2 separate regions of the Homo sapiens genome follow, and region 1 is linked to region 2. Evidence: read pairs that join two places in POLR2A ChIA-PET (ENCODE). Cell type or tissue: endothelial cell of umbilical vein. All regions are shown on one strand. Each heading gives the region's core, and the rest is flanking DNA. Links, peaks and the distances in the headings are about the cores only. Region 1 overlaps RAB11FIP3 (RAB11 family interacting protein 3). Region 2 overlaps RAB40C (RAB40C, member RAS oncogene family).

What was found. ChIA-PET counts read pairs that join two places held together with the same protein. Peaks named below come from ENCODE experiments on the same cell type or tissue, not always from the same donor. Only the 100,000 strongest peaks of a DNase experiment are listed, where the experiment ranks them.
Region 1: POLR2A ChIA-PET joins it to region 2 with 5 read pairs; 3 of 35 experiments call an interaction of 5 or more read pairs at or near these places.

What each region holds. Positions count from the first base shown.
Region 1 is chr16:484,540-500,129 of GRCh38, forward strand. It overlaps RAB11FIP3 (RAB11 family interacting protein 3), which reads left to right. Exons shown (of 14, transcript NM_014700.4): 5 at 4,312-4,461; 6 at 12,285-12,320. LOC107987417 (a long non-coding RNA gene) reads right to left here and starts at 9,001. Exons shown (of 3, transcript XR_007064933.1): 1 at 8,030-9,001; 2 at 7,530-7,786; 3 at 6,834-7,443. RefSeq lists enhancers at 1-499, 500-1,005, 2,554-3,432, 9,844-10,422, 10,423-11,000 and 1 more. In endothelial cell of umbilical vein, for the core only: a CTCF peak has its summit at 11,082 (motif pointing left); a DNase peak (open chromatin) is centred at 11,052.
Region 2 is chr16:594,903-610,492 of GRCh38, forward strand. The region is part of intron 1 of RAB40C (RAB40C, member RAS oncogene family); the gene reads left to right. It overlaps LOC124903618 (a long non-coding RNA gene), which reads right to left. Exons shown (of 2, transcript XR_007064934.1): 2 at 10,431-14,788. Among named protein-coding and RNA genes, the nearest start is that of RAB40C, 13 kb to the left of the region's middle. RefSeq lists an enhancer at 4,679-5,180 and a silencer at 13,139-13,218. In endothelial cell of umbilical vein, for the core only: no CTCF peak of the experiment used is centred there; no DNase peak of the experiment used is centred there.

The DNA of each region.
Region 1 (15,590 bases), core at 9,712-12,211, 110 kb before region 2:
ACGGGGTTTCACCATGTTGGTCAGGCTGGTCTCCAACCCCTGGCCTCAGGCGATCCGCCCGCCTCGGCCTCCCGAAGTGCTGGGATGAGAGGTGTGAGCCACCGCGTCTGGCCGTATTCAGCCCTATTTTTGTGCATTGCTGTAAACTGTTGACTTTTATGATTCTATTGCGAGAGCGTGCTGCGACTCTAGAGTTGACTCTCCTGTCGGCGGCAGCGGGTAGTTCACTGTCGTTGGCTTTGAGGGTGAAACTGCTGTAGGGATTCCATGTCTTTGGGAGCATGGTACGGCCCTAAGCAGGATGGTCATCGGGAGCACGTCCCTTCAGCCTTGCAAGTTCCTGCAGGGGCTGCAGGGTCACCAGCCTCCGGCATCTGTGGCTCCTGGGCTCCCTGACCTCAGCAGCATGTGGCCATGTCTGCTCTCCTGCTCACCTTGTGGGGGGCATGCAGAGACCCTGCCACATGCTTTTTACTTGCGCTTCCCGGGTGACTAATAAGGCATGCACCTTTTGTCAGGGTGGGAGCTCCTCTGCCTGCTCACTGCTTGCGGGAGGGGTCTGCAGACTTTTTCTCTAGAAGAGTTGCAGGCCACGCAGCCCCCGTGGCAACTGCTCAGCCCGGCTGTTGTGCTGCAGAAGCAGCCAAAGGCACGTGGGTCAGTGAGCGTGGCTGTGTCCCAGTGAAACAATTTTCAGAAACAGGCTGCGCAGGATTGGCAGGACTTGGCCTGCCCCTGGTCTGTTGGGTCCTCTGTCTTTTTCTCACTGATTATAGGAGTCCTTTCGATATGAGTCCCTTATGGGGTGTGGGTATCACAGATCCTTTTTGCTGCTCTGTGGGTCTCCTTTTCACCTTTTGAGGAACAGATTTTTGTTTCTGTTTTTTTGTCAAGATGGAGTCTAGCTCTGTCGCCCAGGCTGGAGTGCAGTGGCGCCATCTTGGCTGACTGCAACCTCTGCCTCCCAGGCTCAAGTGATTCTCCTGCCTCAGCCTCCCAGGTAGCTGGGATTACAGGCACCTGCCATGGCGCCCAGCTAATTTTTGTAGTTTTAGTAGAGACAGTGTTTCACCATCTTGCCCAGGCTGGTCTCGAACTCCTGACCTTGTGATCCACCCACGTTGGCCTCCCAAAGTGCTGGGATTACAGGCATGAGCCACAGCCCCTGGCCAGAACAGATGTTTTTAATTTTGCTATAGTTGAGCTTATCCATTTTTCTTTTATGTTTATTAGCACTTTTGTGTCCCACTTGATAAATCTTTGCTTACTACACAGTCACTATGATGTTTACTTACGCTTTCTTTTAAAAGTGTTATTGTTTTACCTTCATATTCAGATCTGTGATCGCTACATAATTTTTTTATTTTGTTTTGCTTTGTTTTGAGACAGTCTTGCTGTGTCACCCAGGCTGCAGTGCAGTGGCACAATCTTGGGTCACTGCAGTCTCTGCCTCCCAGATTCAAGTGATTCTCTTGCCTTAGCCTCCTGATTAGCTGGGACTACTGGCGCCCGCCACCATGCCTGGCTAATTTTTTTGTATTTTTGGTAGAGATAGGGTTTCGCCATATTGGCCAGGTTGACCTCAAACTGCCAGCCTCAAGTGATCTGCCCTCCTTGGCCTCCCAAAATGCTGGGATTACAGGCGAGTATTTTCTCACTAGTTTTTAAGCAGTATAACTCTTGGTGGGGCATGCCTGTAATTCCAGCCCTTTGGGGGGCCGAGGCAGGTGGATCATGAGGTCAGGAGTTTGAGACCAGCCTGGCCAACTTGGTAAAACCCCGTCTCTACTAAAAATACAAAAACTAGCTGGGCCTGGTGGCACGCACCTGTAATCCCAGCTACTCGGGAGGCTGAGGCAGGAGAATCGCTTGAACCCAGAGAGGCAGAGTTTGCAGTGAGCCGAGATGGCACCACTGCATTTCAGCCTGGGCGACAGAGCGAGACTCTATCTCAAAAATGAAAACAAAAGTATAACTCTTTTGGGGGACACACATTTTGAACAGCTCATTTGTGGCTGGATCTAACTGCTAGCTAGCGCGGCTCATCTTCTGTGGACCGTGGAAAGCACGTTGGGCGTCTGGGTGCAGACCGTCCGGTTCATACAGTCTCTGCCGTGTGGCCTGGGCCTCTTGGTCCTCAGTGTGACGTTGCATGTGGGCCTTCTCTGTTCCCGTCAAGCATCAGGAAGAAGTGTCCTGAGGAGAGGAGGAGATGGGGTGGTGAGGGGTGCTGAGCCCCTCGTCATTGCTTCTGAGGGAGTAGCAGGTTTCACCATGGTGGCCCGGGGAGGCGGGGAAGGGCCTGCTGGCCGATGGACCAGTGTGTGTTTTCCTCTCGCTGATTCTCCTCCCCTCAGAGGGCAGTTTTCTGTCACAGTATCTGAGCCTGTTGGTAAAACAAGCACCCAATCATAAGAAACAGAAAATAAGGTCTTCCTGTAACGTAGCCTAATTTTAGATGGCGGCTGTGGAAGGGAGCCACACCTCCCTGTCACTGTGTAGGAAGGAAGGGGCTGATGCAGACAGGCAGCGCCAAGTTGAAGACCCTATTGGGAGGCCATGAAGTGGCACAGGCCTCCTGGTTTTGGTTTCTTTTTTTTTTTTTTTTTGAGACGGAATCTGGCTCTGTCGCCCAGGCTGGAGTGCAGTGGCGCGATCTCGGCTCACTGCCATCTCCGCCTCCCAGGTTCACACCATTCTCCTGTCTCAGCCTCCCGAGTAGCTGGGACTACAGGCACCCGCCACCACCCCCAGGTAATTTTTTGTATTTTTAGTAGAGACAGGGTTTCACCGTGTTAGCCAGGATGGTCTCGATCTCCTGATCTGCCCGCCTCGGCCTCCCAAAGTGCTGGGATTACAGGTGTGAGCCACCGCCCCCGGCCCTGGTTTAAGCCTGCGTGTTTGAGGCCATGGGATTCATCCTGAGCTGTCCCAGCAGTGGTGCGTGGTGGGCATTTCTGCGGGTGTGAAATTGGAACTCCTCACGGCTGAGCACAGTGGGTCCGGGCGGAGCAGAGCGCGCGGTCCTCCTGACTCTGCCCCCTTCTCCTGGGCACGAGGAGTCGCCTCACTCTGCCAGGCCCCTTTCTTTCCTGGAGTGGAGCAGCGCCGGGCCTGCACAGAAGGTTCTCCCGAGGACTCCTGCGGGAGGGTGGGAGTGGGGACCGCTAGGGCACAGGAGCCGCTGAAGGCACAGCTGTTTCACATGGCCCCCGGCCGCTGTGTTTTCCAGAACTTGGCTGTGGAGGAGTCACTCCCTTCAGAAGGAGGGTGGGTATTTGGAAGCCCCTTCCTTTCCCTGTCGCAGCTGCTGTTACGTTTTAGCTTAAAGTAGAGTTTGAACGGCGCCCCCCAGTGGTTGTGTGAGGACAGCAGCTCCCTAGGGAAGAGGCAGAGGTGCTTGAACCCAGATGCTGCTTTGTGTCGACCTGTGCTGTCCTGTGTGGGGCTGCGGAACTTGTGACGTGGGAGGGCACACGAGTGAGGAGTGTGAAGAGGCTGGAGGTTTTGAAATGACTGCGTGTTGGGCTAAGTAAAATTTTTTGTTAAAATATATTCGGGCCAGGCGTGGTGGCTCACGCCTGTAATCCCAACACTTTGGGAGGCCGAGGTGGGTGGATCACGAGGTCAGGAGATCGAGACCATCCTGGCTAACACGGTGAAACCCCGTCTCTACTAAAAATACAAAAAATTAGCCGGGCGTGGTGGCGGGCGCCTGTAGTCCCAGCTACTCGGGAGGTGGAGGCAGGAGAATGACGTGAACCCGGGAGGCGGAGCTGGCAGTGAGCCGATATTGCACGACTGCACTCCAGCCTGGGCGATAGAGCCAGACTCTGTCTCAAAAAAAAAGGTAAAGAAACAGATTTATTTATTTATTTTTTTTTTTTGAGACAGGGCCTTGCTCTGTCACCCAGGCTGGAGTGTAGTGGCATCATCACTGCTCACTGCAGCCTTGGCCTCCCAGGCTCAAGCGATCTTCCCACTTCAGCCTCCCGAGTACCTGGGACTACAGTCGTGCGCATCCATGCCTGGGTGATTTAAAAATGTTTTTTGCAGTTGAGGCCTCCCCCTGTTGCCCAGGCTGGTCTCAAACTCCTGAGCTCAAGCCATCTGCTCGCCTTGGCCTCCCAAAGTGCTGGGATTACATGTGTGAGCCACCGCATCCAGCCCACTTTTTTTTTTTTTTTAAACGTGGCTCCCAGGACTCACGTGTGGCTTGTAGCACACCCTATGGAAAGCACCTTCCACACCCTCAGCTCGGGGGTGCCCTGGCCTTCAGTCAGAAGACATCATTTCTGTTTTACTTTGCAGGCCTCACCCCCATGGCCAGTCTGTCATCACGGTGATCGGGGGCGAGGAGCACTTTGAGGACTACGGTGAAGGCAGTGAGGCGGAGCTGTCCCCAGAGACCCTATGCAACGGGCAGCTGGGCTGCAGTGACCCCGCTTTCCTCACGCCCAGGTAATGACGCCTTGTTCCAGCACACCCTCCTCCCTCTTCTTCCCGTGGTTAGTAGTGGGAAGTTTCCCTTTTTGGTTCGTGCATTGGTGAGAGAACTTGCTTTCCTTGACGTCATGTGATTAAGTAAACCATATTCAAACATTTTAAATTTATACCTGGATTTATGAAAGTTGGGAGAAGTCCCTCTTCTCCAGCCACATCCCCAGATCACTCTACATTTCTGAGGCTTCAGCAAAATCCTGTGGCACAGAGCTGTGTTTGCACACTTGGCTTGCGGGCTCCTTTGCTGTGGGCCGTGGATCACATGGTGGTCTGTGCAGGCTTTTGAGGGAGGCCTCATGATCATAAGTGAGTCTTCAGATTCATTTCCTTATAAATATCTGACATCCCCAAACTGGAAAGCTGTGACTCTGAATAAATAGAAGCACAACACGCAGTGGGCGAGATGCCCACTCACAAATGTCCAGAGTCACTCTAGGGAGTCCAGAGTCCTCTTGGCTTGGATCCGAACATGGGGGTCTGGGTACGTACTTCTGAGGGCTAGGGGCTCCCACGTGGGAGTCAGTCCCTCTAGGACGCTCCTGACTTCAGGGAGACCCTGGGCTGGCCGATGGGGTTGTTACTTCAATCCCTTCTCCCCTTTGCTACTAGGTTGTCGTCCATCTTTGCCAGCAGTCAAGGCCGAGCCTCTTTAAGCAGCCACAAGAGTCTTCCCTTGCCTGCTGCCCGCCCGCTGTTACTGAGGCCCAGGGAACCTGGGTGGAGGGCGGTGCAGGAGGGGCTGAGCAGCTCGTCTGCCCATAGGGTCCCCCTCCTTTTGTTTCCCATGTGCCCTCCTTGAAGCCGCCCGTCAGCCCTGGGTGTGGGGACCCTGCACGGATATCCTGTGTGCTCTGGTCCCGGCGAGCGTCCTGGGAGAGCTGTGCATGAGTGAGGCATCACAGACGGTCCTCAGAGGCAGTGTGCTTGTCTTAGGCACTTTCCTCTCCCAGCGCGTGGTGGTGTCAAGACAAGGGCCAGAGGACTGGGGCGTTTCTAAACTTGGGTCTCTGTGCTTGGTAATCACCTCTTCCTACGTGTTTAGTTTGTCCCTGTCTCCTGTTCAGTGTTTTCATTGTTACCTGTTTGAAGTGTAATGTCTATGCTACATTGTATGTTTCACTTTTCACCTTTCTTTACTTGAGCTTCCAAATGGTTTCCCACAGCATGTGGGTCCCAGCGCCCGCGATGAGGCTGCCTTTGCTCCTTTGCCTTCGCGTCGCAGACGCAGCACCCCTGCCAGTGGCCCAGAAGCCCTTGGAGGTGAAGTCACAGGGAGGTTAGCTAGCACCACCACAAAATCTAACACTGAGTTTCGACAGGTCGGTCTTTTTGGGGGTTTTTTGAGACAGGATCTCACTTTATTGCCCAGGCTGGAGTGGTGCAATCATGGCTCACTGCAGCCTCCACCTCCCTCAGCTTCCTGAGTAGCTGGGACTACAGGTATGAGCTACTACGCCGGGCTAATTTTGTATTTTTTGTAGAGACGGGTTCACCATGTTGCCCAGGCTGGTCTCAAACGCCTGAGCTCAAGCGATCCACCCAAAGTGCTGGAATTAGAAGCAGGAGCCACCATGCCCGGCTTTAACGCACATCTTAAAAAATCACAAAACTATTGTAGATTTATCATTCATGCATAGTTTTTGCTAGAGGTGGTTTTTGGAGTAATCATAAATATAGTACAGTAAGTACAAGTTTACCCGGAGACATGGTTCGCTATCACATTGATGTGTTTTTGGCAAAAGAGAAAGCAGTATGGTTTTTTACCTTCTTGTTAAAGAAGGGCTTTTGCTTTGCAAGGAGGCTCTCAGGCTGCCCCTGCTTTCTTCTGGGCACCCGACCCAGAGGAGCAGGTGTGTGCAGGGCCCCCTGAGGCTCGAGCTGGTGCCTGTCCTGGGCTCCTGGAGGCAGCTGAGGGATGTGGGCTCACTGCGGTCTAAAGGCAAGAGCCAGAACATTGCACAGCTCATTCTCTCTCCACGTGCTTTTGTTCCACACCATGTCCTGTCCTGTTCCCCTCGGCCCCTCGTGCGGAGTCACAGATGACCACACGGGTCCTCATCCTCTCCTGAACGGATGCTTCTGTCTCTCTAGCACTGACCCTCTTGCCGCAAAGCTGCACAGCATCCTCACTGATGAGGCGTTTGAGTTTTACTGTAGCCAGTGCCACAAACAAATCAACCGCCTTGAGGATCTTTCTGCCCGCCTGAGTGATCTTGAAATGAATAGGTAACTGACCAGCGCCTGGCCTTGCTGTCTGTTCCCAGGGTGTGGGGGACTCCGGATACCCACAGCCCCCTTGAGGGCCTGCCCCGAGGCGACCAGGAGCCTCTCAGGCAGCGGGACTCTCCCTGGGGCCCCGCCTCCCACCCTGCACGCTGTGGGGCCACCAGGGCCCTGCCTCCTCCCCTGCATGCGCAGCCCAGGCCAGTGCTTGTCTTGGTGGGAGGAAGTGATCGGTCTTTGCAAGCTGTGCTGTCTGTCCTGTGTGTGAAAGAGGATACTTTCTGCATTTTACTAAAAGATTTCTTTCATTGAGCTCATGAGACAGAATTGGGAAAGTTAAAGATTTAGTCTTTAAGAACAGATATGTAAACAGCTTTCAGGATTGTCAGTTTAAATGGAGTTTTGAATACTCACAGTGAGCGTGTGAGGGAGCTCACTGTGTCTCAGCAGGGGAGCTCTTGTGGCTGGCCCTCATGTCTAACTCCCAGTTACAGAAGACGGTTTTGAGTGCTTTGCACATATTGACGTGCCCGTTGGGCATCGTGTTGATTTCGCTTGCGGTGAAGCCCCTGGGTGGGCAGCTCTCCAGAAGGGTCTGGTGAAGAAACGGGCCACTTTGGAGCTTTCCACAGCAGCCCTAGCCTAGCAGAAGAGGTGAGTGAGCATACAGGCTCATGCTGGCAATCTGGGACGGCTTCCTGAAGAACGGGACCTGGCCTGTGGGGAGGGTTTGTAAAGGTGGCAGAAAGGTGAGTTATCCTGACGGTTCTAGCATGTTTAGAGGTATCTGTGAAACTGCTTACCTGTCTTGAGCCTGCCCTGTCCCTGCCCCAGGGGGCTTCTGCCGAGGCACATCCTTGCTGGCGGGCGCTCACTGCCCACGGCCTTATTGAGGCTTCTGTCCTGCCTCTAGTTCCATTTCCAGGGCACTTAACTCTTCTTATGTTCTGTGAAATGCTGTGAAGCACAGGGCCCCCAGCCAGTGCCCATTCAGGTGGAGAGGATGGGGGTGGGGCCCGGCACTGATGGCCATTCTGGAGCATCGGGGGTCTTGGCAGCACTGGTGAGAAAGCAGAAGTGCTCTTTGAAGAGGGTCTTCCCGGGAGACCCGAGGCCGCCCAGAGCCCTCCCCGGGAGACCCGAGGCCGCCCAGGGCCCTCCCCGGGAGACCCGAGGCCGCCCAGGGCCCTTCCCGGGGAGACCCGAGGCCGCCCAGGGCCCTCCCGGGAGACCCGAGGCCGCCCAGGGCCCTCCCGGGAGACCCGAGGCCGTCCAGAATCTTGGATTCCAAAGATCCGCTAACCTCTGTTTTAGGGGAAATCAGTTTCTGCCTGCGTGTGTGTTCAGCTAGGGGTTCAAGGCCCGGCGACGATGGCTCAGCCTGCTTGGGGAGGGGCCATTTGTTCTTCCCACGCAGAGACTTGCCCTCCCACTCACCGATAAGTTGAGTGCAAGCATGTCATCTCCGTACATGAAAGTAAGCCTGAAGACTCAGGTCTCGTCTCTCATTTTCTGAAGATTTTTGACATAGAACTGATTTTTTCCCACATTGAGAACTAGCTCCAAGATGGCCATGGTCGCCTCTGCTGGGCTTTGTGGGGGCAGAGAAGGGACTAGGATGTAGCTAAGTACAACTAGCAAGTCCTGTGGAGCCTCACGTCCAGGTTCTGCTACCCCTTTTCCTAAGACTCTATGAAGCGGGCCAGGCGCAGTGACTCACGCCTGTAATCTCAGCATTTTGGGAGGCTGAGGAGGCAGGCAGATCACTTGAGGCCAGGAGTTTGAGACCAGCCTGGCCAACATGGCGAAACCCTGTCTCTACTAAAAACATAAAAATTAGCCAGGCATGGTGGCACATGCCTGTAGTTCCAGCTACTTGGGAGGCTGAGATGGGAGGTTCACTTGAACCCAGGAGGTGGAGGCTGTGGTGAGCCAACATCCTGCCACTGCACTCCAGCCTGGGCAACAGAGCCAAACTCTGACTCCAAAAAAAAAAAAAAAAAAAAGACTCTACCAAGTGGTTAATATGCTATTCAATTCAACACAATCAGGACACACAACTGCCAGTCAGAACATCCTCCCCATAACCCTTAGTGGAGGAGATCTGAATCTTGCGTTTTAGTTTCCATGGACTTGCCTGAAAGTAAGCTTATTTGGTCATGCTTTGTGGGTGGCAACAGGTGACTTAGTCCAGACCACCTCTGGAAGCTTTGATGTCAGATACGATGTCCAGTCGCCTCAGAACAGGCCAATAGCTGTTGCATTTTCCAGGTACCCTGCAGCCTCTAAATACATTTCATTTTGTAGGAACTAAGAAGTGTGCCTTACCTGGAGGTATATTTTCTTTTTTCTTTTTTTTGAGACAGAGTCTCGCTTTGTGACCCAGGCCGGAGTGCAGTGGTGCGATCTCGGCTCACTGCAACCTCTGCCTCCCGGGTTCACTCCATTCTCCTGCCTCAGCCTCCCGAGTAGCTGGGACTACAGGCGCCCATCACCACACCTGGCTAACTTTTGTATTTTTAGTAGACACGGGGTTTCACCATGTCTCAATCTCCGGACCTCGTGATCCGCCCGCCTTGACCCCCCAAAGTGCTGGGATTACAGGCTGAGCCACTGCACCCAGCCTGCCTGGAGGTATATTATCTTTTTCTTTTTTGAGACAGAGTCTCGATCTGTCACCCAGGCTGGAGTGCGGTGGTGCGATCTCGGCTCACTGCAACCTCTGCCTCCCGGGTTCACTCCATTCTCCTGCCTCAGCCTCCCGAGTAGCTGGGACTACAGGCGCCCATCACCACACCTGGCTAACTTTTGTATTTTTAGTAGACACAGGGTTTCACCATGTCTCAATCTCCGGACCTCGTGATCCGCCCGCCTCGGCCTCCCAAAGTGCTGGGATTACAGGTGTGAGCCACCGCACCTGGCCACCTGGAGGTGTATTTTCAATTATAAATCCTGTTGCTGGGCTGCCAGTCCAGGCCCTGAAAGGTCAGTAGGTAAACTGAACGATGAGTCTGTCCTGTCCTATTAGTTCTAGGGAGTCTCAACAATAATAAGATAAAATTAAATTTGTATTAAGGCTGGGTGCGGTGGCTCATGCCCGTAATCCCAGCACTTTGCGAGGCTGAGGTGGGCAGATCACGAGGTCAGGAGATCGAGACCATCCTGGCTAACACGGTGAAACCCCATCTCTACTAAAAATATAAAAAATTAGCCGGGCGTGGTGGCGGGCGCCTGTAGTCCCAGCTACTCGGGAGGCTGAGGCCGGAGAATGGCGTGAACCCGGGAGGTGGAACTTGCAGTGAGCCGAGATCATGCCACTGCACTCCAGCCTGGGTGACACAGTGAGACTCCATCTTAAAAAAAAAAACCTGTATTAAAATATACATTATTAGTCTCCAGTCGAGAAAGGAGAGCCACACAGTAATTTGAACAGGGACAGTTTAATACTACAAAGAATGGGCTGAGTGTGGGCTGAAATCGCAGTGCTTTGGGAGGCTGAGGTGGGAGGATCACATGAGCCGGGGAGGTCGAGGCTGCAGAGGTGGGAGGATCACATGAGCCTGGGAGGTCGAGGCTGCAGAGGTGGGAGGATCACATGAGCCGGGGAGGTCGAGGCTGCAGAGGTGGGAGGATCACATGAGCCGGGGAGGTCGAGGCTGCTGAGGTGGGAGGATCACATGAGCCGGGGAGGTCGAGGCTGCTGAGGTGGGAGGATCACATGAGCCGGGGAGGTCGAGGCTGCAGAGGTGGGAGGATCACATGAGCCGGGGAGGTCGAGGCTGCAGCGAGCTGTGGTTGCACCACTGCACTTCAGCCTGGGCCACAGAGTCATACCTTGCCTCTAAGAAAAGATAATGCAAACAAACAAACAAAAAATTTAAAAAATCATTAGGGAAAGGAAAAGAATGTCACAGGCTATGGGAGTAATGAGGCACTGGTTGGGATGAGTAAAAAGAACTCTGCAGAGTGTAGGGACAGCAGGCACAGGAGCAGCCGCCACCCAGGGCCGGGGCAGAGCCCCCCAGCTACAGTCACTGCCACCCAGGGCTGAGGTCTGCACCAGCTGCAAACGGCGTGGTGGGGACACCACCGTGCTGTCAGGGCTTGTGGGGAACCTGCCTCCTGGCTGCCAGGAAAGCTATTCTGTTGCAGGACACTTGGCAGAGGCACCCCTAGAGAACAGCTACCCGAATGGGGTCGGGGAAGCCCCTGGCTCTGGCTACAGTGGGCAGGATGCTCCCTGGAGTAGGTACTGGGGAGACTGCAGGTGTCGGAGGGCCCTGCAGAGAGTGGTCAGAACCAGGAGGCAAACCTCTTCCTGCTGTGTTCACTCCTCGGCTCCCTCTGCTGATGACACGCAGCATTGTGGAGGAAGAGCCTGCTAAGGGCCCAGCTCTGTTTCTACAGGGCAAGTAAAAAGGATGGACTTAGAGCTGAGGGGCTCTACGTTAATACCTGGCACAGCAGCTGATTCTCCTCCAGTAGATTTCTTTTTTTCTTTGAGACAGAGTTTCACTCTTTGTTGCCCAGGCTGGAGTGCAGTGGCGTGATCTCGGCTGACTGCAACCTCTGCCTCCCGGGTTCAAGCGAGTCTCCTGTCCCAGCCTCCCGAGTAGCTGGGATTACAGGCATGCGCCACCATTCCCGGTTATTTTTGAATTTTTAGTAGAGACAGGGTTTCTCCACGTTGGCCAGGCTGGTCTCGAACTCCCGACCTCTGGAGATCCACCCGCCTCAGCCTCCCAAAGTGCTCAGATTGTAGGCATGAGCCACCACGCCCGGCCCCTCCAGTAGACTTTTCTGCCTGACCCTGGAAAGAAAATCAGAGGTGTTTTTGAGACAGGTAAGCTGAAGAGAGACGTGGCTTTGTGAGTTCCAGGACCGTGATGGTTCCCAGGCCCCAGGGGTGAGGGTGTCTTCCTGCAGGCTGAGGCTAATAGTTCAGCAGCTAGACTGTAAAATACAACTTTGGACCTCAGAAATGAGGGAGAAGGTAAGTTTGGCCCATGTGCCACTGCAGATGGTTAAATCAGACAGCTGATGTATAATTGGCTATATTTACTGCCCTGAAATGGCAACGGGAAAGGTTTCCAAACTGATGCCTAGGCAGGCGTTCTGAGCATGATGCATCAGTGCCTGAGTCGAAGCCAGCGGCAAACTCTCCTGTCACAGCGGGGCCTGGGTCACTTTTCACTTGGGGGCCTCCGAAGGCCAAGCGTTTGGGGGTAATTTGGCTTCAGAAGCATTGGGACAGTGCAGCCAGCGGGTGGGACCAGGTGTGGCGCTGGCCTCTCAGTCGTGGTCTGGGGTGGCTGCATCTGGAAGCCTCTTTGGGGGCTGGAGTAACGAGACGTATGCGGCCTCACCCCAGCACTGCCGTGTCCTTGCTGTTTTGCTGAGTGAGCATTTGTGCATGGACTTGCCTGGGGGGCCCTGCATGCCGGGAGCATTGCTGAAAGGCCGCCCACCTCGTATCTCCACAGCCTGAGTTTCCTGCTTCCTCCTGCTCCTCTCTGTCTGTTCTAACAATTTTCCTGTTTATTTTGTTTTCTGCACAGTCCGACAAAGCGGCTCTCCAGCAAGAAGGTGGCAAGGTAGGTGGGTCTCTGGTTCCTGCTGAAAAACGTTCTGAAGTGGATAATTAATCATAGTTTTTTAAAAAACATTTTAAAATGTTCTTTTCCAAGGTATTTTTTAAACTCTTGCAAGTTACTTTACATGGTTTGGGGCTGAAGGTATCCTGAAGGAGTGTTGGGAAAGGGGTTTCCAGGGCTGTGAATTTGGACCTGGATTTGTGACCAGGGAGGGTACGTGTCAGAGCTTTTGGTGCTGGGCCTCTTGTGTGTTCACTAAGGTCTGGAAGGGGCCGCCATCCCCAGATGTCTGCTCTATGTTAGCTCTGAGGTAGCGAGACCCAGTGAGGAGCCTGGCTTCTCAGAGCCGGGTCTGGGCAGCTCCCCAAGGTGAGTCGAAGGTGAGGGATGGGTCTGACTCCAATTCCTAAAGACCATTTCTTCATTTTCCAGCTTCGTATAGATCTGTTGGCTTCCTGCTGTGAAAGATGGCAACATACACTTTTATCTTCCTCCCCTGCCAGTTCTTACCGAAATAAACATGCAGGGTTAAGGCCCTTCCCAGGGAGCCACTCAGTGTGGCTGCCGGGTGGCCTCTGCTGCCGTCAGAGTCTGCCTTTGTGTCTTTATCTGCTTTGCCTTCCTAGTCCCCGTCCTGCTTCGTGGCCCGGCATCTGGCAGGGCTGGGAGACGCCTCTCCAGCTTCCTCTGGAGCATCCCCTCTGGAGCCTCCTCTCTGCCCTGTTGTGCCGGGCGTTCTCCAGGCCTCGTGGCTGTGGTCCTGGACAGGTCTCCCCACACTGGTGGGTTCCTTTGTTTCGGGGGTTGGATCCTCTAGCTCCCTGGCCCCGTCTTCCTTCTCATTTGTTTTCTCTGGTTTTTGTCCAGCGTATCTTCCTGTAGCTTCTTGAGAAAAGAGGTGCTCAGGAGATAAACTTGAGCTTGGGTTGGTTTGTACTGTGAGAGTGGGATCATTTTCCTGTAAGATTTTTGACGGCATTGCTTATCTTCTAGAGCTAAAGTTGTTACCATGAAGTTTAACCTTTCTGACTCGGTTTCTTTGGGACCAGCCTGAGCAACTTAGTGAAACCCTGTCTCTACAAAAAAAAAAAAAAAATTAAAAATTAAAAATTAAAAAAAAAAAAGGAAAATAGGCAAGGTCTAGCTGCGTTGCCCAGGCTGTAGTGCAGTGAGTGGCAATTCATAGGTGCAAGCATAGCTCACAACAGCCCCAGACTCCCTGGGCTTAAGTAATCTTTCCACCTCAGCCTCCCAAAATTCTCGGATTACAGAGGTAAGCCACCACACCCAGCCAAGAACAGAAACCTTTTGTTTTCCATTTTCTTTTATTTTGAGACATTGTCTTGCTCTGTCACCTGGGCTGAAGTACCGTGGTGCAATCACAGCTCACTGCAGCCTGGACCTCTCAGGCTCACTCCATCCTCCCACCTCCTCCTCCTGAGGACCTGGGACTACAGGTGCGCATTGCCAATGCCTGGCTAGTCTTTTAATTTTTAATAGAGATGGAGTTTCACTACGTTGCCCAGACTGATCTTGAGCTCCTGGGCTGAAGGGATCCTCCCACCTTGGCCTCCCAAAGTACTGGGATCACAGGCATGAGCCGTCACACCTGGCCATGGATGAAAACTTTTTTCTTTTTGTTTCTCTTCTCTTTTCTTGGCTTTCTTTTCTTTTTGAGACAGTCTTGCTCTGTCTTGCTCTGTGAAGTGACATCATCACAGCTCTCAATAGTTTTCACTTCCCAGACCTCCCAAGCTCAAATGATCCTCCCTCCTCAGCCTCCCGAGCAGCTGAGACCACAGGCGCATGCCACCATACCCAGATGATTTTTTAATTTTTTGTAGAGACAGGCCCAGACTGGTCTTGAACTCCTGGGCTCTAGCAGTCCTCCCACCTCGGTCTCCCAGAATGTTGGAATTACAGGCAGGAGCCACCGCGTCCCACTTGTTTTCCATTTTCTGTCATTTTAGGGGCTAGGGGCTAGGGGCTAGAGGAAGCAGAGGTGAACGTCATCATGCATCTTTTTCTAACTGTCTTCTTGCTCACCCCTTTCAGAAAAGCATTGAGCTGGCCGGGCGTAGTAGGTCACGCCTGTAATCCCAGCACTTTGGGAGGCTGAGGTGGGTGGATCACCTGAGGTTGGGAGTTCAAGACCAGCCTGGCCAAAATGGAGAAACCCCATCTCTACTAAAAAAATACAAGATTAGCCAGGTGTGTTAGCAGGTGCCTGTAATCCCAGCTACTCAGGAGACTGAGGCAGGAGAATCACCTGAACCCTGGAGGCGGAGCTTGGAGTGAGCCGAGATTGTGCCATTGTACTCCAGCCTGGGCAACAAGAGCGAGACTCCATCTCAAAAAAAGAAAGAAAAAGAGAAGCATTGAGCTCTTAGGAACGTGACGTGCATCCCCAGCTACACTTCTGTTACCACTTCAGCATCACCTTCCTCCCCGCTTCATCAAGTCTTTTACTCCAGACAGGCTGCAGCTGGTGACATGAAAGACCGGTCAAGGCCAGCTAAGGCATCTGCTTGAGGCCTCCCGTGCCTAGGATGGGGCGCAGCCTGCAGTTGGCTGTCACAGCCTTGTGTCAGAAACACCCTTTAAAATTTAATGTTTCCTTCACGGGTACCCTTTGGCATAAAAAAAGCCCAATCTGAGCCGGACGCAGTGGCTCACGCCTGTAATCCCAGCACATTGGGAAGCCAAGGTGGGTGGATCACGAGGTCAGGAGTTCAAGAACAGCCTGACCAACATGGTGAAACCCCGTCTCTACTAAAAATACAAAAATTAGTTAGGCATGGTGGCACACATGCCTGTAATCCCAGCTACTCAGGAGCCTGAGGTAGGAGAACTGCTTGAACCCAGAAGGCAGAGGTTACAGTGAGCCCAGATCACGCCACTGCACTCTAGCCTGGGCGACAGAGCAAGACTGTCTCAAAAAAAAAAAAAAAAAAAAAAGCTCCATCTGCAGTTATCTGTCGTTAGAGTTTACAAAACAGAGACCTCTTCTGCAGTGTGTCTATCCACATGTAAATATATGTACACAAGATTTAATCTGTTGTTTTGCCCCAAATCTGCCACAAGAGGCTAAGGAAGAGCAAAATAAACGTCGCGATTCGCTTCTCACAGTTCTCAGCCCTTCGCGCTGAACTATTGCTGAGATGGTGGGTTTTGCCAGCAGCCATTGTAGCCCCCGGGCCTGGCTGCATTGCTCACCTCCCTCAGCCTTGTTCTGTCCCTGTCCATGAGATGGAAGTGGCTTTCTCCAGT
Region 2 (15,590 bases), core at 4,732-7,231:
TCTGCCTTCTGGGTTCAAGTGATTCTCCTGTCTCAGCCTCCTGAGTAGCTGGGATTACAGACGCCTGCCACCATGCGTGGCTAATTTTTGTATTTTTAGTAGAGGCAGGTTTCACCATGTTGGCTAGGCTGGTCTCAAACCCCTGACCTCAAGTGATCCACCTGCCTCGGGGGTTTTGCTCGTTTTCTGGGGCAGTGTTTTGGGGTTTGCCTTTCCTCTGTGAGGTGCCGGGTTTTCCAGCAGGGTGGTGTTGTGGGAGGAACGGGGTGTTCACCATGGCAACAGCTAATGCTGCCAGCGTGTGATGAGTGTTGCCTGCCAGCACCGGTGGGCGCTTTCCGCTGCCCCCGTGTAGCCCCCACCACCACCTGTGAGAAGGCAGCACCACCCCCACTGTGCAGACGAGGGATTGAGGCTCAGGAGGCGGCAGCTGTAGGGGTGGGCTTGGGGTCCGGGAGGAGCCGCCCTGCAGGCCTCCTGTGAAGCAGCGGGCTTCATGGCTCTTCCCCTGTCCTCCTCACGTCCACCTGGGCCTGGGGACGGCTGCCACACACCTGCTTCTGCTGCACCGCGCACACTAAGTTCTCCTGAGACCCAAGCCTCAGAGGACCGCCTCAGGCCCGGGATGACCCTGGCTGGCATCTGAGAACCCATGTGGTCAGGAGGTAGGACTTCTGTGGGTCATTATAACTTTTTTCTTCTTTTTTTTTTTTTTTTTGAGACGGAGTCTAACTCTGTTGCCCAGGCCGGAGTGCAGTGGCACGGTCTCGGCTCACTGCAAGCTCCACCTCCCGGGTTCAAGTGATTCTACTGCCTCAGCCTCCCGAGTAGCTGGGATTACAGCCACCTGCCACCACACCCAGCTAATTTTTGTATTTGTAGTAGAGATGGGGTTTCACTGTGTTGGCCAGGCTGGTCTTGAACTGCTGACCTTGTGATCCACCCTCCTCGGCCTCCCAAAGTGCTGGGATTACAAGGGTGAGCCACTGTGCCTGGCCTCTAATTGTGCTGTTTTATAAGTTGGACTGGCATGGCCTTACTTAAATTTTCAGGAAACTGTTGAGTCAGTAGGTAGAATATTGAATGTTAAGTTTGTCCAGAGGCCAGATGCCAGAACTTTTGGACAAGTGAGTTAATGTCCACCTCCAGTCCTTAGCACTTGCTCTAAGCGCTCACAGGCAACAGGGCAAATGCTTGCATGGCAGGTGCACGGCAGTGCCAGCCAGGTCTCTCGCAGGGTGGTGTGGACACAGATGACTCGTGTCGAGCACACGTGTTGTGGCCTGCACGATGAGCTAAATTGAACAGTGTTTCAGGAAGGAAGCCACATCGGGGAGCTGAGAGGTGGGCGGGAAGGACACAAGGGAGGGATCTGGGTCCTCGCAGGTACTTTTGCCTCTTGTTCTATTTGAAGATTGCAGCTGAGAAGGCGCGAAGCTGCTGGTCCCTGAAAAGCTGCCGCCTACCCTGGTCTGGAGCCCCTGCGAGCTGGCGTAGAGCAGGAAGGGGTTGCATCACAGCTGAGTCCTCCCCTGCGCAGCACATGGTACGATGCCACCCCACCGAGGGCCGTTCTGGGGCCCAGGGGCCACGTCAGCCAGGGTGTCATCCGCCGGGCGTTTGGAGTAAGCAGGGAAAGGTGTCGGCGTCCAGCATCCTGGTGCGGAGAACGCTGCCGAACCACTGTGAGAAGGCGGGGAGACTGCTTGTCAGGCTGAGCTGACTTCCTGGGCGGTCGGGAGAAGGATGTGCAGACTGTGGAACTGGCGGGTGTCAGGGACCAGAAGTTACGAAGGCGGTGGGAAGAGGAGCAGCTGTGGGAAGAAGGACTGGCTGCCAAGACCATGGGCTGTGGGCATCCTCAGGGCAGGAGCTGGGTGGAAGAGGGGCCTCTTCAGTCCTCTTGGCAGTGAAGGTAAACAGATGTCAGCAGGGTGGACTCGCACTTTGAGCCTAAGGTAGCGAGGAGGCTTCTGAGCCGACCTGGGGATGGCGGCGCACTCTGATACAGGCAGTGCGCGGCTGTCTCGTGCTGAGATCAGGATTTTGAGTAAAGCAGAGATTTCTGGACGTTTGTCCTTCAGAAATTAGCGGAGGGACAAGGGCATTGGCGCTGTGGAGAGGTAGGGACCCATGGGTATGGGGCGGAAGACCAGGGCACGACCAGACACCGCCAGGGTGCTGCACATGTAGGTAGCAGGGGGAGGTGGTCCAGGCAAGATGGGATGGGAGGGGCTCAGGAGCAGCCAGGTTCTAGTGCTGGTGATGAGGTGGGTGGTGGCAGGGGCATGTGGAAGGGTCTTCTGACCATGGCTTACAGAGGGCTTGGTGCTGGGGGGCCTGGAGTTGTGGAAAGGGTGAAGGGAAGAGTTGGTCCCATATTCCCAGATGGCAGAGTGGAAACAGAAGCACTCGGCCCCTGAGCAGCCTTCGCCGTCTTTACAGTGAACACAGTCCTCAAACCAAACTGGGAAGGATTCGAATCCTGGATGGGTGATGTGGTCCTGGCTGTGTAAACTGACCCTGATGAAAGACATGCCCATCCTGTGAGAGGGACAGCCATCTAGCATCTTTTTTTTTTTTTTAATTTTTATTTTTTGAGACAGAGTCTTGCTCCGTTACCCAGGGTGTAGTTCGATGGCACTATCTTGGCTCGCTGCAACCTCTTGAGCCTCATGGGTTCAAGCGATTCTCCTGCCTTGGCCTCCTGAGTAGCTGGGATTACAGGCATGCACCACCACACCTGGCTAATTTTTTACATTTTTAGTAGAGACAGAGGTTTTGCTGTGTTGGCCAGGCTGGTCTTGAACTTCTGACTTCAAGCAATCCGCCCGCCTCAGCTTCCCAAAGTTGGTGGAATTACAGGCATGAGCCACTGTGCCCAGCCCAGCTCAGCATCTTTGGAAAAGAGCAGAGGGCTGGGCACGGTGGCTCACACCTGCAATCTCAGCACCTTGGGAGGCCGAGGTAGGCGGAGTGCTGGAGCCCAGGAGTTTGAGGCCAGCCTGGGCAACACAGTGAGACCCCATCTCTACAAAAAAAAAAAAAAAAAAAAAAAAAAAGGCCGGGTGCAGTGGCTCACACCTGTAATTCCAGCACTTTGGGAGGCCAAGGTGGGTGAATCACGAGGTCAAGAGATTGAGACCATCCTGGCCAACATGATGAAACCCCGTCTCTACTAAAAATACAAAAATTGGCCAGGCATGGTGGCTCACGCTTGTAATCCCAGCACTTTGGGAGGCCAAGGCAGGTGGATCACGAGGTCAGGAGATCAAGACCATCCTGGCTAACATGGTGAAACCCTGTCTCTATAAAAATACAAAAAATTAGCTGGGCATGGTGGCGGGCACCTGTAGTCCCAGCTACTTGGGAGGCTGAGGTACGAGAATGGCGTGAATCCAGGAGGCAGAGCTTGCAGTGAGCCGAGATCACGCCACTGACTCCAGCCTGGGTGACAGAGCGAGACTCCACCTCAAAAAAAAAAAAAAATACAAATACAAATACAAAAATTAGCCGGGCGTGGTGGCGCATACCTGTAGCCCCAACTACTTGGGAGGCTGAGGCAGGAGAATTGCTTGAACCTGGGTGGCGGAGGTTGCAGAGAGCTGAGATTGTGCCACTGCACTCCAGCTTGGTGACAGAGCGAGACTCTGTCTCACAAAAAAAAAAAAAAAAAAAGAAAAAAGAAAATTAGCTGGGTGTGGTGGTGCACGTCTGTAGTCCCAATTACTTGGGAGGCTGAGGTGGGAAACTCACTGGAGCCTGGGAGGTGGTGGCTGCAGTGAGTCTGACTGTTGCACTACGTTCCAGCCTGGGTGACAGAGTGAGACCCTGTCTCAAAAAATAAAAAATAAAGAAAAGAGGATGGAAGAAGAGAAGAGCTGAGTCCTGGAAATGGGCAGGTACTTTACAGTTTGTACAGCGGCCGGATGTAAGAACCTCATGTCAACCCTGAGTGAAGGTGTAGGCCGGGCGGTCAAGCACAGCACTCTCCAGCAGCTCCAGCAGCGTGGGTAACCCGGTGGGAGCCTGTGTGCTGCTTTCCCTGCCCGGGGCCGGCGGCTGCTGCTGGGCTTTCGCCTGACTTCCTGGTCAGCAACGTTGTCGGCCACCTGGGCACAGCAGGTACAGCCTGTGTGTCAGACCTAGCTGGGAGGGGCGGTAATAGGGTAGATGACATCAGGATTCAGGACTCTGAACACAAACACAGTGACACTGATCAGGGTTGCCGAGGTGCTGTGTTTCGGTCCAGAAAGTCACTGCTGCAGGGGAGGGGAGTATGGTCACAGCCCAGGCCCCGGCCCCGGCCGAAGCTGCCACTGACAGGAGACCCTTCTCTGCCTGTGCCACCAGCTTTGCTCCGAGGGGTGTCTGTGTCCTCAGGCTCTGCCAAGGCAGTGTCAGGCTGATGCCTGCCCGTGTCGGCCGGCCACAGCCCTAGTGGCTGCCCGCAGAGTCTTGCGCCCACCTGATTCCTGCCTGAGAGGAGCCGCCAGGTCAGCTGATGCCAGCAGGACCCACTTCACCAGGTCAGCAAGGAGGAGGCAGCTTCCCTTGGGGCCACGCCGTGCCTCCTCCGTGTGCGCTGCTGCCATGGCTGCTTCTGTCGATAGGCATGTACGTGAAAATGCACACCCGTGGGTGTTCGCTACTGTCAGCGTGGATTCAGCAAGGTTTTGTTCCCTCGTGGCATCAGTCAGCGTGGATTCAGCAAGGTTTTGTTACCTCGTGGCATTAATCAGCGTGGATTCAGCAAGGTTTTGTTCCCTTGTGGCATCAGTCAGCGTGGATTCGCAAGGTTTTGTTCCCTCGTGGCATCAGTCAGCGTGGATTCGCAAGGTTTTGTTCCCTCGTGGCATCAGTCAGCGTGGATTCGCAAGGTTTTGTTCCCTCGTGGCATCAGTCAGCGTGGATTCGCAAGGTTTTGTTCCCTCGTGGCATCAGTCAGCGTGGATTCGCAAGGTTTTGTTCCCTCGTGGCATCAGTCAGCGTGGATTCGCAAGGTTTTGTTCCCTCGTGGCATCAGTCAGCGTGGATTCGCAAGGTTTTGTTCCCTCGTGGCATCAGTCAGCGTGGATTCGCAAGGTTTTGTTCCCTCGTGGCATCAGTCAGCGTGGATTCGCAAGGTTTTGTTCCCTCGTGGCATCAGTCAGCGTGGATTTGCAAAGTTTTGTTCCCTTGTGGCATCATACTCCTTTCCTGTTTGGTTTGGGACTCCCATGGCCCCCTTGATGTTGGAGCCTCTTCAGGTGGCACCTGCGTCCTGGGCTATGCCCTGAGTTCCCGGAGCTCCCTGTGTCCTGGAACAGTCTGTACTTCCAGCAGATGTGGGTCCTGCCTGCCCTGGAAACGGCCATCTCTCTGAAGAGCCTGTGTCCTCCTGGTGGGGAGGGATAGCTAGTATGTCAGCTTCTTAAATTACTTTATTAAAAATTGAGTATATGCAAAATAGTAGTCATAATAATAGTAATAGTAGCAAGTGCAAAGTGTAAGTAATAGAAATGGATGTCACCTAACCTGCCGAGTTTAAAACATTGTTGTTGGACTTTTTTAAAGAGCTTTGGTGCCGGATGGGCACGGTGGCTCACGCCTGTGATCCCAGCACTTTGGGAGGCCGAGGCGGGCGGATCACAAGGTCAAGAGATCAAGACCGTTCTGACCAACATGGTGAAACCCCGTCTCTACTAAAAATTCAAAAATTAGCTTGGCCTGGTGGCATGCACCTGTATTCCCAGCTACTCAGCAGGCTGAGGCAGGAGAATCGCTTGAACCTGGGGAGGCGGAGGTTGCAGTGAGCCGAGTTTGCACCACTACACTCCAGCCTGGGCGACAGAGTGAGACTCCATCTCAAAAAAATAAAAATAAGAGCTTTGGTGCCTACGTGCGTCACACAGACAGTTTAACACATAATTCATTATCAGCAAGCGGTGACTGCCCAGGTTTTGCCTGTGGGGAAACAGAAAGGTTTTGACTCCAGTCTCTGTCTTCTGAAGAGCTGGCAGTCACAACTGTGGCAGAGCCTGGTGTGTGGCAGCTGCGTGAGGCTCTCCTGGACTGCTGTGGAGGAAGGGGCCCTCTGGCACCCCAGGAGCAGCCTGCCCCTCTGTCTGCCTCTGCATTTAGACCCTTAGCCTCCTTGCAGAGCCACCTCCTGGTCATTAGCGTTAAAGCTCTTCTCTCCTGATGTAGTTTTCCTCACCGTTCAGTAAATGGGCCTGCTGCTTGTGTTTGGAACAGAGATAGAAGCTGTAGCTCCCACGTGTGTGTGGAGCTGGTTTGACTTTTAAAAAATTGTAGTACCAAAAACTATGATTTTTTGTGTGTTATCCACACCATCAAGGCTGTATCACCGAGTATCTGCTCATTCTGAAAGTGTGCATCCTTTCTGAATTGAAATGAAAGAGCAGGAGAAACCGTCTGTGTCCAGCCTGTTAGAGGTGTTACATTTGCCCTAGGTGGGCTGGGCAGAAGGCTGTTCTGCTCGGGAGCAACAGTGTCCACACGTCAGTTTCCAGAGCCCGGGTCGCCAGGATCCGGCTCAGAGTGTGAGTTTGCTCAGGTGTGTGCTGAGCACCCCTGGGTGCCAGACTCCGGGCAGGTCCCCGCCGCAGCCGCGTCAGCAGAGCAATGTGATCGTTGCTGGGACTGTTCCCCTAGTCTCAGTCAGTTCACTAGGGCCATGCATGCAGTGTTCAGACAGGAGATTCTCATGAAAAATAGAATTGTTATCCTAAAATTACATGAGAGGGAATGCTTATAAGTTTATCAAATAGTAAAACATCACAACACAGGACCGGGTGCGGTGGTGCACGCCTATAATCCCAGCTACTTGGGAAGTCAAGGCAGGCGATCCCCTGAGGCCGGGGGTTCAGACTAGGCAACGTAGCAAGGCCCTATCCCTGCAAAAAAAAGTAAAAAAAAAAAAAAAAAAAAAAAAAAAAAAGGCCGGATGCGGTGGCTCACGCCTGTAATCCCAGCACTTTGGGAGGCCGAGGTGGGTGGATCACGAGGTCAGGAGATTGGGACCATCCTGGCCAGCATGGTGAAACTCCGTCTCTACTGAAAATATAAAAGTTAGCGGGGTGTGGTGTCGGGCACCTGTAATCCCAGCTACTCAGGAGGCTGAGGCAAGAGAATCGCTTCAACCCAGGAGGCAGAGGTTGCAGTGAGCCGAGATTGCACCACTGCACTCCAGCCTGGGCAACAGCTCTCAAAACAAAACAAAAAACTACTGATTTGGAGGCACATTTAATGATTATTCAATGAAGTGTATATGCTTGATATCTTAAGTATGTAAAATAATTGTGGAATGAAATATATGACAACATTAGCAGTGGTCATCTCTGTTTTTTTTTTTTTGGTTTTGTTTTTTTTTATTAGAGAGACAGTTTCACTCTTCCAGGCTGGAGTGCAGTGATCATAGTTCACTGCAGCCTCAAATTCCAGGGTTCTAGTGATCCTCCCGCCTCAGCCTCTCAAGTAGCTAAGACCATAGGCATGCACCACAACACCTGGCTAATTTTTTAATAAATTATTTTTTTATTTTTGAGACAAAGTCTTGCTCTTGTCCACCAGGCTGGAGTGTGATGGCACGATCTTGGCTCACTGCAACGTCTGCCTCCTGGGTTCAAGCCTCTTGCCTCAGCCCCCCGAGTAGCTGGGATTACAGGCACCTGCCACCACGCCCGGCTAGTTTTTTGGTATTTTTTTAGTAGAGATGAGGTTTCACCATGTCGGCCAGGCTGGTCTCGAGTTCCTGACCTCAAGTGATCCACCCACCTCGGCCTCCCAAAGTGCTGGGATTACAGGCGTGAGCCACTGTGCCTGGCCAATAAATTATTTTTTGTAGAATTGAGGTCTTGCCATGTTGCCTAGGCTAGTGGTCTTGAACTCCTGGGCTCAAGTGATTCTCTCACCTTGGCCTCCCAAAGTGTCGAGATGACAGGTGTTAGCCACCAAGCACAGCCAGAAATGAGTCTTAAAGTGGACATGAGATTGGGGTTTAAGCCACACTAAGCTGGATTTGTAATCATTGAAAGTAATCTGAGAGCTATGGGATCTGCTCCTTAAAAGATGGGAGAGGAGAATTTTAAGAGATAGGGTCTCACTGTGTTGCCCAGGCTGGTCTTGAACCGTGGCGCTGAAGCAATCCTCCTGCCTCAGCCTCCTGAGTAGCTGGGGCCAGACCTGTGTTTTTTGTTTTCTTAATGTTCTGTGTTTAGCCAGGTGTTCTGTGCCAAGTGTGCCTGCTCTTTGTAGACACGAGAGCCCTTTTGGCTTGTTGTGGGTTTTAAGGCGTTAAGTAAAAGCTCTAGCTTCGCAGGAAACCAGTCCACAAACTGCCCTAGAATTTCTTCTGACATTTGGCATGCTGGTGTACACAGACACATTTGAAATTTGTTAGATAACTTTTCCTTCCTTTACTGTCCTCCATCAGGCAGGCGCCGGTTTGCCTGCAGTGGGGTTGGTGGACGTGGGCTGTCCTTGTCTCAGAAGACATCCGAGGGGAGTGGTATGCCGGAAGATTGAATGCGGAGCGCCGGCCCCGCACGTGAATGACTTAGAGCCCCAGGTCTTCAGGGACAGGCAGTGCCTTCACATCTGGCTCTGATATGTGTTCAGGCTGTCTTGTAGGGTAATCCGGTCCCCTAATCCTTAGACCTCCAAATTCAAAGCAGATCAATGCCCTGTGGGTTTAATTTTTTTAAATCAATTTTATTGAGAGATGATGTCTATTTAATAAATGTACCCTCTTTGCATGTACAGTTCTATGAGTTTTGGCACATATATGTACCTATGCAGCCAGTACCCTCATCCAAATCAGGAGCACATCCACTCTCCTCCCAGAAAGCCCCTCAGGCCCTGCCGAGTCAGCCCCCAGCCCCCAGCAGTCGGCTTCCATCACATGGGCTGCTTTTTCCTGTTCCAGACATCATGGATACGAAGCAGACCCTGGTTTCTTTTGCTCAGCAGTTTTGAAACTTATTCATGATGTACAATAGTAGATTCTTCTTTTTTTGTTCCCAAGTGGTATTCCTTTGCACAAATATACCCCAGTTTGTTTATGCATTTACCTTGTTGATGCACATTTGGGTTATTTCCTGGTTTGGGGTATTACGAATAATGCTGATGTGAACGAGTTCTTCTTTTTTCTTTTTCTTTTTTTTTTTTTTGAGACTCTCGTTCTGTTGCCCCAGCTGGAGTGCAGTGGTATGATCTCAGCTCACTGCAGCCTCTACCTCTTGGGCTCAACTGATCCTCCCACCTAGCAGCTCCCTAGCAGCTGGGACTACAGGCATGTACCACCACACCCGGCTCAGAGCTAGTTCTTTTAAATTTTTTTTTTTAATTATTTTTCTTGTAAAATACAGAAAACACGTCATTTTAGCCATATGTAGGGATACAGTTCAGTGGCACTAGCACTAAACTATAACACAAATACGCACGAGGCCTTCTGAAGGTGTTTCTCTAGAATACACGTGAATCCTTCTGAAGGTGTTTCTCTAGAATACACGAGTCCTTCTGAAGGTGTTTCTCTAGAATATATGTGAGTCCTTCTGAAGGTGTTTCTCTAGAATACACGTGAGTCCTTCTGAGGGTGTTTCTCTAGAATACACGTGAGTCTTTCTGAAGGTGTTTCTCTAGAATATATGTGAGTCTTTCTGAAGGTGTTTCTCTAGAATACACGTGAGTCCTTCTGAAGGTGTTTCTCTAGAATATATGTGAGTCTTTCTGAAGGTGTTTCTGTTCCCTTAGGTAGATCTAAGAGTGGAATTGCTGTCATATATGAGTGTACGTTTTAATTTATAAGCTTGCCCAGCCTGGGCAACATAGTGAGAACTCGTTGCTATAAACATATTGAAAAATTAGCCTGGGGCTGGGTGTGGTGGCTCATGCCTGTAGTCTCAGCACTTTGGGAGGCCGAGGCAGGCAGATCACTTGAGGTCAGGAGTTTGAGACCAGCCTGGCCAACATGGTGAAACCGTATCTCTACTAAAAATACAAAGTTAGCCTGGTGTGGTGGTGGTGCTTGTGGTCCCAGTTACTTGGGAGGCTGAGGCAGGACAATCACTTGAACCCGGGAGGCGGAGGTTGGAGTGAGCTGAGATCATGCCACTGCACTCCAGCCTGGGCGACAGAGTGAGACTTTGTCTCAAAAAAATAAATAAATTAGCCTGGTGTGGTGACGCACACTTGTAATAGTCTTAGCTACTCAGGAGGCTGAGGCAGGAGGATCGTGTGAGCCCTGGAGTTGGAGGCTGCAGCGAGCCGTGATTGTTCCGCTGCACTCCAGCCTGAGCAGCACAGTGAGACCTGATCTCAAAAGAGAAAACTGTTTGCTCAAGCAGCCCCATTGTTTCATAGTCCCATCAGCAATGCATGAGAGTTCCAGGTGCTCCACATCTTTGCCAACATTTGATGTTGTCAGCTTTCCGTCTTTTAATTAATCAGCTTTATTGAGGTGTAATTTGTGTACAAAAAAACCCCTTTAAAGTCTGCAATACAGTGAGTGCGGACAGGCATGCCGGCCTGAGAAAGCATCAGCCCTCGCAGCCTCGCCCTCTGCAGGCCTCTCACACTCTGCCCCCGGCCTGGCATGTCACTGTGGACTCATCTGCCTTGTCTAGTTTTCACGTCAATGGAGCCACACAGGGCAAACTCTCCTGTGTCCGGCTGCCTTCTTTCCATGTCTTCTGGGTGAGCTTCGGCCACGTGGTTGAGTGCAGTTGCTCCCTCCTTCCCCGCGCCGAGTGGTCTCCCGTGTGTCAAGGCTGCAGTGCATTGGCTCCACTCCAGATGGGCTTTGGGATGGTTTCCATGTTGGGTGACTCTCACAGGGCTCCTGTGAGGAGTCTCAGACGCGTTTGGTCAACACAGGTGCCCATTGCTGTTGGGACGTACTGAGGAGTGGAAGCTGGGCTGTAGGGCCTGTGTAGATGCTGCCAACCCGTTCTCCAAAGCAGTCACACAGTTTCTGTCCCACAGGAGAGAGGGAGAGTCCTGTTTGTTCTAAGTCCTGCCTTCCTTTTAGCCATGCTGATGGCTGCAAGCTTGTTTCTTTGTAATAGCCATAGAACATTTCTATTCTGTCAGTAACCATTCCCCAGTGGGTGGATTTTTAGTTTGGATTCAGTTTATTTATAATAAATACAGGGCCGCAATAGATGGCCTTTCTACTCCTTTTCTGTTATTGCTGACACATAGTCCTCTCGGTCCTCAGTCCAGTGTGGGTTTCCCTGGGCTGAAGTCAAGGTGTTGGCTGACACACAGTCCTCTCGGTCCTCAGTCCAGTGTGGGTTTCCCTGGGCTGAAGTCAAGGTGTTGGCTGACACACAGTCCTCTCGGTCCTCAGTCCAGTGTGGGTTTCCCTGGGCTGAAGTCAAGGTGTTGGCTGACACACAGTCCTCTCGGTCCTCAGTCCAGTGTGGGTTTCCCTGGGCTGAAGTCAAGGTGTTGGCTGACACGCAGTCCTCTCGGTCCTCAGTCCAGTGTGGGTTTCCCTGGGCTGAAGTCAAGGTGTTGGCTGACACGCAGTCCTCTCGGTCCTCAGTCCAGTGTGGGTTTCCCTGAGCTGAAGTCAAGGTGTTGGCTGACACACAGTCCTCTCGGTCCTCAGTCCAGTGTGGGTTTCCCTGGGCTGAAGTCAAGGTGTTGGCCAGGGCTTTGCTTTTTGCAGGCCCTACAGGAAGATGTTCTCTTGCTCGTTGGGAGGTTGGCAGAATTCCGTTCTTGCTGGTGGTAGGACTGGCAGTAGCACCTTGCTGGGTGCAAGCCGAGCCTTTCCCGGCTTCTCCAGGCCGCCTGCGTTGTTCACGGAGGGCCCTTGCCCATCTGCAGAGCCAGCACTGGCGGGTGAAGTCCCTCTCATGCTTTGACTCTCCTTCTGTCTCATCTGTAGCTCAGCCAGGAAAGGCGGTTAAGGACTTATGTAGTTAATTGGCCCCACCCAGATAATCCCGGATAATCTCCCACCTCGAGATCCGTGCACCTTAATCCTGTCTGCAGAGTCCCATGCTAGCAACTCAGCAGCAAACAGCCCCTGCACTGTGCCCTGCAGGAACATGGCTGCTGGTGGCAGGCCGGCCCAGACAGACAGACTACCACCTGAGCCAAGGAACCTCCACTCAGGTGGCCGAGGGTCCCACTTCCGAGCCGAGGGTGCTACGCAGGCTCAGCAGCCAGCCTCCCTCGGCTGCCTTACAGCAACTCTGCTGACAGTCCCTGGGCAGATTGGCCTCCATGGGCAGGGGCACAGGTGCCACGTCCACTCCCCAGACCACCAGCACGTTGATGACTGTTGAAAACAAAGTCGCCTGGGCACGGTGGCTCAACCCTGTCATCCCAGCGCTTTGGGAGGCCGAGGTGGGTGGATAACCTGAGGTCAGGAGTTTGAGACCAGCCTGGCCAACATGGTGAAACCCCATCTCTACTAAAAATACAAAAAAAAAAATTAGTTGGGCATGGTGGTGGGTGCCTGTAATCCCAGCTACTCGGGAGGCTGAGGCAGGAGAATCACTTGAACATGGGAGGTAGAGGTTGCAGTGAGCTGATATTGCGCCACCACACTCCGGCCTGGACAACGAGAGTGAAACTGTCTCAAAAAAAAAAAAAAACGGGGGGCCGGGCGCGGTGGCTCACGCCTGTAATCGCAGCACTTTGGGAGGCCTAGGCGGGCGGATCACAAGGTCAGGAGATGGAGACCACGGTGAAACCCCGTCTCTACCAAAAATACAAAAAATTAGGCAGGCGCGGTGGTGGGCGCCTGTAGTCCCAGCTACTCGGGAGGCTGAGGCAGGAGAATGGCATGAACCCAGAAGGCGGAGCTTGCAGTGAGCCGAGATCGCGCCACTGCACTCCAGCCTGGGCGACAGAGCAAGACTCCGTCTCAAAAACGAAAAGAAAAGAAAAGAAAGTCGCATCTGGTAAAGCAGACAAAAAAGAAAAAGAAAAGAAAACGAAGTCGCACCTAGTAAAGCAAACGCCTCAGTGACATTTTCAGACCCCTTCCTCCCCCTCCACTGCCCGTTTTCAGATTGATGCTGTGAGACCCCCTCTGAAGGGTGCCTGAGTCTGCAGCCAGGCAACGTGCTGTGCCCGTCCCCACCTCCCTCCACACGTTCCTGGGCAGCCTCCACGCCCATGTACTCACCTGTTCTCACGCTGCTAGGAAGAAATACCCCAGACTGGGTCATTTGTAAAGAAAAGAGGTTTAATTGACTCACAGTTCCGCATGGCTGCAGAGGCCTCAGGAAATTTACAGTCATGGCGGAAGGTACCTCACACAGGGCAGCTCCAGAGAGAATGAGTGCTGAGTGAAGGGGGAAGCCCCTCCTAAAACCATCAGGTGTCGGGAGAACTCACTCACCCGCACAAAAACAGCAGGGGGGAACCACCCCCATGATTTAATTATCTCCATCTGGCCCCGCCCTCAACCTGTGGGGATTAGTCAAGGTGAGATTTGGGCGGGGACACAGCCAAATCTTATCACTCCTGAGCCTGCTTAGCTCCCACCTCGTCCTCTGTCCTTTTTTGATCCTGAAGGGCTAGGTGCTGTGCCAAACCTGGGAGGCCCAGGATGCTGGCTTCAGGCTGCCAATCTGTGGCCCTCAGCGCCATCAGACCCAGGCCCCTTCTAGACAAATGGTTGTGGCATTCCCTTTACCATCCTGAAAAGAATGAAACTCGGCTGGCCATGGTGGCTCACGCCTGTAATCCCAGCACTTTAGGAGGCCGAGGCAGGCAGATCACTTGAGGTCAGGAGTTCAAGACAAGCCTAGCCAACATGGTGAAACCCCATCTCTACAAAAAATGCAAAAAAAATTAGCTGGGCATGGTGGCGGGCACCTGTAGTCCCCACTCCTTGGGAGGCAGAGGCACAAGAATCACTTGAACCCAGAAGGTGGAGGTTGCCATGAGCCAAGATTGTGCTACAATTGTGTGGCGGCTCATACCTGTCATCCCAGCACTTTGGGAGGTCAAGGTGGGCAGATTGCTTGAGCTCAGGAGCTCAAGACCAGCCTGGGCAACACAGCGAGACCCCTGACTGTACAAAAGATACAAAATTAGCCAGGTGTGGTGGTGCACACCTGTAGTCCCAGCTACTCAGGAGGCTGAGCTATGAGGAGCACGTGAGCCTAGGAGTTGGAGGCTGCAGTGAGCCTTGGCCTCACCACTGCACTCCAGCCTGGGTGACAGAACGAGACACCTTCTCAAAAAATAAAAATAAAAACGTGGACTGATAGGTGAGAGAGGTTTGATGGTTTGGGAACAGCGGTGCTGCCACGGCTGGGTGAGGGGCCATGCGATCTGCTTGGAATGCCATGTGAGGGGAAGGGGAGGTCAGGGCAGTGCCTGGTGTGGTTCCCAGCAGGGAGCACAGGAGGTTTATTCTCTGGGAAAATTGAGTCGTGGACAGCAGACACCACTGGGGATGGTGGGGGACAGGGTGGCAGGGGACAGGGTGGCCTGAGCAAGCCCCTCCTTGCCTGGGAACTCAGGGCCTCCTGATATGCAGATGGGAGCCCGTGGCAGGATGATGGCAGGATAACCGTCAGCCCAAAAGAAGCGGCCACGAGACGCCGCCGAGAGCCCCAACTTAGAAGCCAGAGTCACCAGCTTCCTGGCTAGGGTCTGTCCTTGAGGGTCACCAGAATGTGAGGAAAGACCCAGACAGGCAGGAAAAGAGCTCAGGGAAGGACATCTTACCATTGGCGTCATCAGAGATACCGCATCCACGAATGAAGAGCCAGACGCTGCCAGAGGGGAACGCTCAGAGCACCGGAAGGAGCTTTTAGAAATTATAAATAAGCAGCACATTTTAAAAAAGCCATAGAAGGGCTAGAAAAGAAAGTTGAGGACATCTCCCAGAAAATAGAACAAAAAGAGATTAAAAAACAACTGGGCAGTCCCTGCAGAGGTCACCCTGGCTGGCGCGGCTCAGGATGGAGGGCGGGAGCTGTGTGCCTGGAGGGGGGAGCTGAGGCACGTCAGGATGTGTCTCCAGACTGCAAGGGCCACAGAGTACGAAAAAGACCACCCAGAGCAATGTGGTCAAAGACCATGCCTTAAAAGGTTTTAGGAAACAGAATGGGTCCCACGGGAGGGTGGGGATGTGAACGGCACCAGCCTGGTGGCTCGGGTGCCAGGCCAGGGCCAGATGTAGCCTCATACCAGCCCAGCTGGGAGTCCGCTTGCTGAGACTTGGTCTCCTGTAGCTGGTGGGGAAGCGGCACCCTGTGCGGTAGACAGAACCAGCAGCCGAGGCGCCGGTGGCTTTGCTCTGGTGGCAGGACAGGTGTTCTGACCTCCCTGCCTCTGTCCCCTGAGGTCAGAGCGCCTGTCCTGTGGAGCGGCTCTGACCAGGACAGTGCCGTGTGTCTCATGGGGTTGTGTTCAGGTCGGCTGAGAGGCAGCGCCTGGCTGGGGCTAGATGAACAAGAGGGTTATTGGGAACAGTAAACCTGAGGTGGTGAGCAAGGCCTGTGGCACCCAGCAGATGAGGAGGAGAGCAGGGGGAAGGGTGGCAGGAGTTGCTGGTGCTGCGTGAGGCCTCAGTGGGCCTGCACGGAGCAGCTGACCTTCACTGGCGC